Regions from separate parts of the Homo sapiens genome. Here region 2 is linked to region 1. A link is an interaction called in ENCODE POLR2A ChIA-PET data of the cell type or tissue named here. Cell type or tissue: IMR-90. All regions are shown on one strand. Links, peaks and the distances in the headings refer to the core of each region. The heading gives the core; the rest is flanking DNA.

Region 1 (3,556 bases), core at 21-2,520:
GTTACTTCCTTCTTCTTGTAGGAAAAACTCGGTTCTTGCGACACGACGAGGAAAGATTAGGCACGGAGACACTTTGAAGGGTGAGAAGTTACGGAATGTATTGGGTGAAAAGGAAAAAGATTCTCAACAAAGTGAGAGGGGCTCCTGAGTGAGAGGGGCTCCTGTTAACAGGCCCCCACGTCACAGACTAACTTGCCGGTTACCGCACAGGAACGGGAGGGGCCGACTCCTCCCCATGCAAACAGCGGCAGCTTCCCGAGGCCCCACCGCTTCCTCCCAGCGCGTAGGCCAATGGGAGATTTCTCCAGGTCAGTAATCCGATTTTTCGGCCTTCAGGCTGTTTTAGGCTTGAAGGCGGGTTTTGCCGGGGACCCTTGGTCGCCCCCTGTCTGTATCACTGTGGCTCCCCTATCTCCAATACATGGCTTCCAAAATTGATATGAGGTCGTTTCCATCTTTATTCCAGCCATGTCAAATGGGGAAATGAGTATGGAGAATTTTGAGGGGAAGGACATTGAGGCGGAAGGACACTGAATTTAGGGGCAAGGCTGGGCTGGACATCCCATATGTCAATTTAATCCACATTCCAGTGACCAGAATTCACATAGCAATTTCTGCCACTAAGGACATGAATGAAAAAATTTAAGCAAACTAAAGGTACGACATGTTCCTAGAATGTTTCATGATTTTATGGCTGTTTGATAAAATGATTTCTGAAAGTCATCTAGAAGAAAAATATTTATTAAAAAAGGAAAAATTTCTCAAAAGAAAAATGACAATACTGAATAAATACATGGAAAGGGTACCTTCAGAATCGTATATGAGGATATGGTAAGTTTATAATATTGAAATAAGAATGGAATTCATATAAAAATAGACCCACAAGAGAATGGAGAGTGTGGAAGTGACATAATTTTTAAATTAGAAGTTGCTTTGAGTAGTGTAAATAGGCTTTTTTTTTTCCAGGACCAGTTAGCAAAACTTCCATCTAATCCTCGCTGCCTCCTCTTTTATTTGACAATAGAAAGAAATCAAGTGCCTAAACTTAAGAGAAGCATCTTGTGTGTCTTGACCTGGGTGGTGGTTACGCAGGCATTTACCTACGTAAAAAAATCCATCAAGCTAAACACTTAAGATTTGTTCACTTTATTTTATGTAAAGTATATCTCAAAGAAAGAGTTTGGAAAAAACAAAGGAGAGGACCTCTGAGCACTTATAACAAGAGAATCTAATTAAGCCTGGACAACCAAGGAGGCTTGTTTGAGGAGGTCATATATAAGCTGAAATCTGAAGGGTGAGTTGCAGTTAAGCAGACAGAGGTTATAACAGAACATTCTGAACACAAGGACCAGCGTGTATAAAGGTCCTGGAGAACTTTTATAGTTGCCTTTGACATTTAGATTCATGAGCCATCTGATAAATATTAATTTTTGTGTATAATGTGAGTTGTTTTATCCATTATTACAGCATCATTTATGGAAGAAATATCCTTTTTCTATTTATCTGCTGTCAACCCTATTATATACCAAGTTTCAATATTTGGATGAGTTTTTCCAAGGCTTCCATTCTATTCTTCTGAAATACTTGTCTACATCTCCACTAATAGCACACTCTCCCTAATTACTAGAGTTATATAAAGACTCGCTGTAACTGATAGGTATTCCTCCAATCTTGAAGTTTTTTCTCAAGAGTGTCTTGGCTGTTTTTGGCACTTTATTCTTCCACAGTATTCTTCCCGTAATATTGGTACGGGGGCGCAGGGAAATGCTAGGAAGGGAAGGGCATGGTCCCTGGCTAGGGCTCCACCTCAGGCTTGCGGTCACAGACCTAGGTGAGGACAGACATTTCTGTTTTCATGTCCAAATGTTGCATTTCCCAAGACCACCTGGCCTGCCACACCCCCATCCTGTGCCTATAAAAACCCCAAGACCCTAGTGGGCAGAGACACAAGCAGCTGGACGTTGAGAGGAACACATGGGCATAAGAGCACACCGACAGATGCTGGCAGGAGACTGGTGGAACAACGTGGAGTTCGGCTGGGGCGTCGGAGGAGAGCCCGGCTGCTGAGCACCCAACTCCAGGGGAAAACCACTTTCCCACTCCATCTCCCTTCTGGCTCCCCCATCTGCTGAGAGCTACTTCCACTCAATAAAACCTTGCACTCATTTTTCAAACCCATGTGTAATCTAATTCTTCCTGTACACCAAGGCAGGAAACCCTGGGATACAGAAAGCCCCCTGTCCTTAAGGGACAGATAAGGGAAGGGGTCTAATTGAGCTAACACAAGCCACCTACGGACAGCTAAACTGAAAGAGCATACTGTAACACACGCCCACTAGGGCTTCAGCTGTAAACATTCACCCCTAGACGCTGCCTTGGGTTCAGAGCCCCACAACCTACCCATCTGCATGATCCTGCTAGAGGTTTGAGCATCCAGGCACCTAAGAAGCAAGCCACACCCCCATCGCACACCCTTCTAGGGGCACAAGTGAACTTTCCCATTTCGATATCAGCAAAATACTTTTTAAAGTTTTCACTGGAATTGCAGTAAATAAATACATCAATTTAACAGAGAACTGACATCTTTATAATATTGTCTTCCAATCCGTGAATATGCTGTATCTCTTGTTTTGGTAACTAATTTGTGAAAGAGTTATAATTTCCTTAGTAAAGGTCTTGTGTACCTTTGCTAGCTTTTTCTAGGTACTTACATATTGAGGATCCTGTAAATATTATTTTTAGTTTCTTGTGGCCATAATAAAACATAATTATTTTATGTAACTGTATTTTATGTAATAAACATTCTAATTGCTCTTAATTGAGTAATTTATCTGTGGATTATTTTGGATTTTCTACAAAGAAAATCACAACCTTTGTAAATTATGACAGTTTTACTTTTTTTTTTCAATCCTTATACATTTATTTCTTTTCTTGCCTACTGTGCTGGCTTGGAACTCCAGAACAATGATTAATGAAAGTGATAATACATAATCTGTGTCTTGTAATAAATCTTAAAGAGAATGCTTCATTGTTGCACAGATAAGTATGATGTTTGTTGTAGGTTCATTTTAGTTTGCTAATGGTTGTTTTTTATTTAAATTATGAATAGATGTTAGATTTTAGCCAAGTAATTGCATTATTGGATCTGATTATATAGTCTTTCTTCCTTAATCTTTAATATGCTGAATTATATTGATTTTCAAATGTTGAAACAATATTGCATTACTAAAATAAATTCAACTTGGTTGTAATGTACTGTCTTTTTTATACATTGCTGTATCTGACTTAATATTTGTGTAGGATTTTTAAATCCATGGTCATTATTGAGGGCAAGCTATAATTTTCTTTCTTGTGCCCTCTTTCTTAGGTTTAAGTGTCATGATTATACCATCTCTTAAAATGAATTGAAGAATGTTCAATGGTACAACATTGGAGTTATTTATTTCTTGACTGTTAGGTAGAATTAGCTTATAAAACCATCAAAGCTTGTTTTCTTTTTAGGAAGATTTTAAACTACTCATTCAAATTTTCAATTGAAAATTTTATTGAGATAATT
Region 2 (3,667 bases), core at 624-3,123, 390 kb after region 1:
TCAAAGGGGCCTAGGTCCTCAACTGCAACTCCCTCCAGAAAACTACAAGGCACTGGTGGTACAACAAGTCAGATGTGGGGAGAGCAGCTTCTCCTATGAGGCCTGCCATGCATCACCTTGTAATTGCCTGTGGAGGGCCTGAAAGATCACACATGGGACTGAGTCCTGGACCCACACTCCAAGAATATCCATATCTGATAATAAATGGAGGTGGATTCAGGTGTCCTGCATGCCAATCTGCCAAAAGCCATACATTGTGAATAAAAAGCATAAGGGAATGCTTTGGCTTAATGTCAGGCAATTTCTAGGGGCACTGGCTATTTTGATTTTATATATCTGGGAAGCAAAGACCAAACATCAGACCCAGGGCTTGGGTACAGAAAAGAGAAACTGAAATTTTCTTTTTCATTTCCTAACTCTGCTGATTCCCTACCCGTCAGACTTTGAAAAGAAAAATAAAGGAAAAAAGAATGGGGCTCTGAAAATATTTGACCTTCCTCAGTCCTGTCAGCATTCACTGTGTCAGTCTTCACCACAGGAAAAGTAGGCAGCAGCACATACTGTGTAATTTCAGAGTGCTGGCAAGAGTCTCCACCGTCTGCCTTGGAGGCAACTCATAGCTCAGATATCTCTTAAACCTGTCCCCAATTTTCTTTTCTTTTCTTTTTTCTTTTTTTGAGACGGAGTCTCGCTCTGTTTCCCAGGCTAGAGTGCAATGGCCCGATCTCGGCTCACTGCAAGCTCCACCTCCCAGGTTCACGCCATTCTCCTGACTCAGCCTCCCGAGTAGCTGGGACTACAAGCACCCACCACCACACTCAGCTAATTTTTTGTATTTTTAGTAGAGCGGGGTTTCACTGTGTTAGCCAGGATGATCTTGATCTCCTGACCTCGTGATCCGCCCGCCTCAGCCTCCCAAAGTGCTGGGATTACAGGCGTGAGCCACCACGCCTGGCCGTGTCCCCAGTTTTCATTCTTACTACCTCTCACTTAGGTTATTGTAATAGACTCCTGATTACTATCCCTGCTTCTGGTTTATTTCTCCCACCAGAATATCTGTCAAGCAATAAGAGATATAGAACTGGAACTTCTTTAGAAGTTAGTTGTGTAGAGGTGGTAATTGAAACCCATTAGGAAGGAACAAGCTCTCCTAGACAGGGGTGTAGCCTTAGAAACAAACAAACAACTTTTCCTTTTTTTTTTTTTTTCTGAGATAGTGTCTCACTTTGTCACCTAGGTTACAGTACAGTGGCACAATCATGGCTCACAGCAGCCACAACCTCCCAGGCTCAAGCAATCCTCCCACTTCAGCCTCCTGAGTAGCTGGGACTACAGGCATGCACCATCATTCCAGGCTAACTTTAAAAAAAAAACTGTAGAGATGGATTCTCACTATGTTGCCAGGCTGGTCTCAAACTCCTGGACTCAAGGAATTCTCCTACCTTGGCCTTCCAAAGTGCTGGGATTACAGGCTTGAGCCACTGCTCCTGCCAAAAATTTCCCTACCAGTGAATGAGGGGCATACCCATTTGTTTATTTGTTCGAAAATTAATCATTGTGAATATTTATTATTATACAATTACTATACTCTAGGCATTAAAATATTCTACCTAGAAAATAATGAGGGCAACGAGGTGGGGTTTTCAGCAATGGTTTCACATACAAGATGACATTTGAGAGAGAACAAGAAAGGAGAAAGGAAGAGGAAAAGAAATATGTGAGCATAAAGCATCCCGACATATTCAAAGTTTTGCAAGCATTTCCCTATGTTTGGATACTGGGGGTATCTTAATCCATTTTGTGCGGCTTCAACAGAATATCAATAATAGTGGAGGACTTCAACATCCTACTGACAGCACTAGACAGATCACTGAGGCTGAAAATCAATGAAGAAACTCTGGATTTCAACTGGACTCTAGACCAAATGGACCTAATAGACATCTAAAGAACATCCTATCCAACAACCATAGAATTTGCGTTCTTCTCATCTCTACACAGAATATTTTCCCAAATTGACTATATGTTTGGCTACAAAGCAAGTATCAATAAATTAAAAAAAAACTAAATCATATCAAGTATCTTCTTAGATCATAGTGGAATAAAATTAGAAATCAATAGCAAGAGGAACTTTCAAAACTACACAAACTTGGAAGCTAAACCACTTGCTCCTGAATGACTTTTGGGTAAACAATTAAACTGAGGCAGAAATTTTAAAAAATCTTCAAAAGAAATAAAAATAAAGATACAATATACCAAAACCTCTGGGATAGAGGAAAAGCAGTGTTAAGTGGAAAGTTTATAGCATTTAATGTTTACATCAAAAGATAGAAAGATCTCAAATTAATAACCTAATGTCACACCTCAAGGAAGTAGAAAAACAAGAACAATTCAAAGCTAGTGGAAGAAAACAAAGATGAGAAAGGAACTAAATGAGATCAAGACCAATAATATGACACAAAAGATAAACAAAACAAAAAGCTAGTGTTTTGAAACGATAAGCAAAATTGATAGACTTCTAGTTAAACAAGAAAAAACAAGAGAAGATTCAAATAAATGCAACCAAAAATGTGAAAAGTGGTATTACAACTGATATCGCAGAGATAAAAAAGATCCTCGTAGAGTACTATGAACACCTTTATGTACACAAACTAGAAAACCTAGAGGAAATTGATACATTCCTGGAAACATACAACCCTCCAAGATTGAACCAGGAAGAAATAGAAACCCTGAACAGACCAATAATGAGTAATGACATTGAATCAGTAATTTTAAATTCTAACAAAAAATCTCCATCCAGGACCAGATGGATTCACAGCCGAATTCAACAAGATATAGAATTAACCTAAATGTCCAATAACAAATGAATGGATAAAGAAAATGTGAAGGCCGGGCGCAGTGGCTAACACCTGTAATCCCAGCACTTTGGGAGGCTGAGGCGGGTGGATCACAAGGTCAGGAGTTCAAGACCAGCCTGGCCAACATGGTGAAACCCCGTCTCTGCTAAAAATACAAAAAAGAAAAAAAAAAAATTAGCCGGGCGTGGTGGTGGGTGCTTGTAATCCCAGCTACTCGGGAGGCTGTGGCAGAGAATGGCTTGAACCCATGAGGCGGAGGTTGCAGTGAGCCAAGATGGTGCCACTGCACTCCAGCCTGGGTGACAGAGCAAGAATCCATCTCAAAAACAAAAAAAAAAAAAAAAAGAAAAAGAAAAAGACAATGCGGTATATAGACACAATGGAATATTATTCAGCCATAAAAAAGCATGAAATCTTGTCATCTGTGATGACATAGATGAACCTGGAGGACATCATGTTAAGTGAAATAAGCCAGACACAGAAAGAGAAATATTGCATGGTTCATATGTGAAATCTAAAAAAAAAAAAAAAAAAAAAAAATTGGTATCATAGAAACAGCAGAACAGTGGTTACCACATACTGGGGAGAGAAATGAGGAAGGGAGGATAAGAGAGGTTGGTCAATAGGTATAAAGTTACGATTAGATAGGAGGAATAAATTCTAGTCATCTACTGCACAGTAGGGTGAATATGGTTAAAAGTAAAATATCGTATATTATAAAATAGCTAGAAGAGAGGCTTCTGAATGATCTCACCACAAAGAAATGATAAATATATAAGGTGATGGATACATTAACTACTCTAATTGGATCA

The links. ChIA-PET counts read pairs that join two places held together with the same protein. Peaks named below come from ENCODE experiments on the same cell type or tissue, not always from the same donor. Only the 100,000 strongest peaks of a DNase experiment are listed, where the experiment ranks them.
Region 2: POLR2A ChIA-PET joins it to region 1 with 6 read pairs; 2 of 35 experiments call an interaction of 5 or more read pairs at or near these places.

The regions. Positions count from the first base shown.
Region 1 is chr14:70,223,541-70,227,096 of GRCh38, forward strand. It overlaps the pseudogene LOC646548. Among named protein-coding and RNA genes, the nearest start is that of SLC8A3, 36 kb to the left of the region's middle. In IMR-90, for the core only: no CTCF peak of the experiment used is centred there; no DNase peak of the experiment used is centred there; H3K4me3 peaks cover 223 bases.
Region 2 is chr14:70,612,923-70,616,589 of GRCh38, forward strand. The region is part of intron 2 of TTC9-DT (TTC9 divergent transcript); the gene reads right to left. Among named protein-coding and RNA genes, the nearest start is that of MED6, 14 kb to the left of the region's middle. In IMR-90, for the core only: no CTCF peak of the experiment used is centred there; no DNase peak of the experiment used is centred there.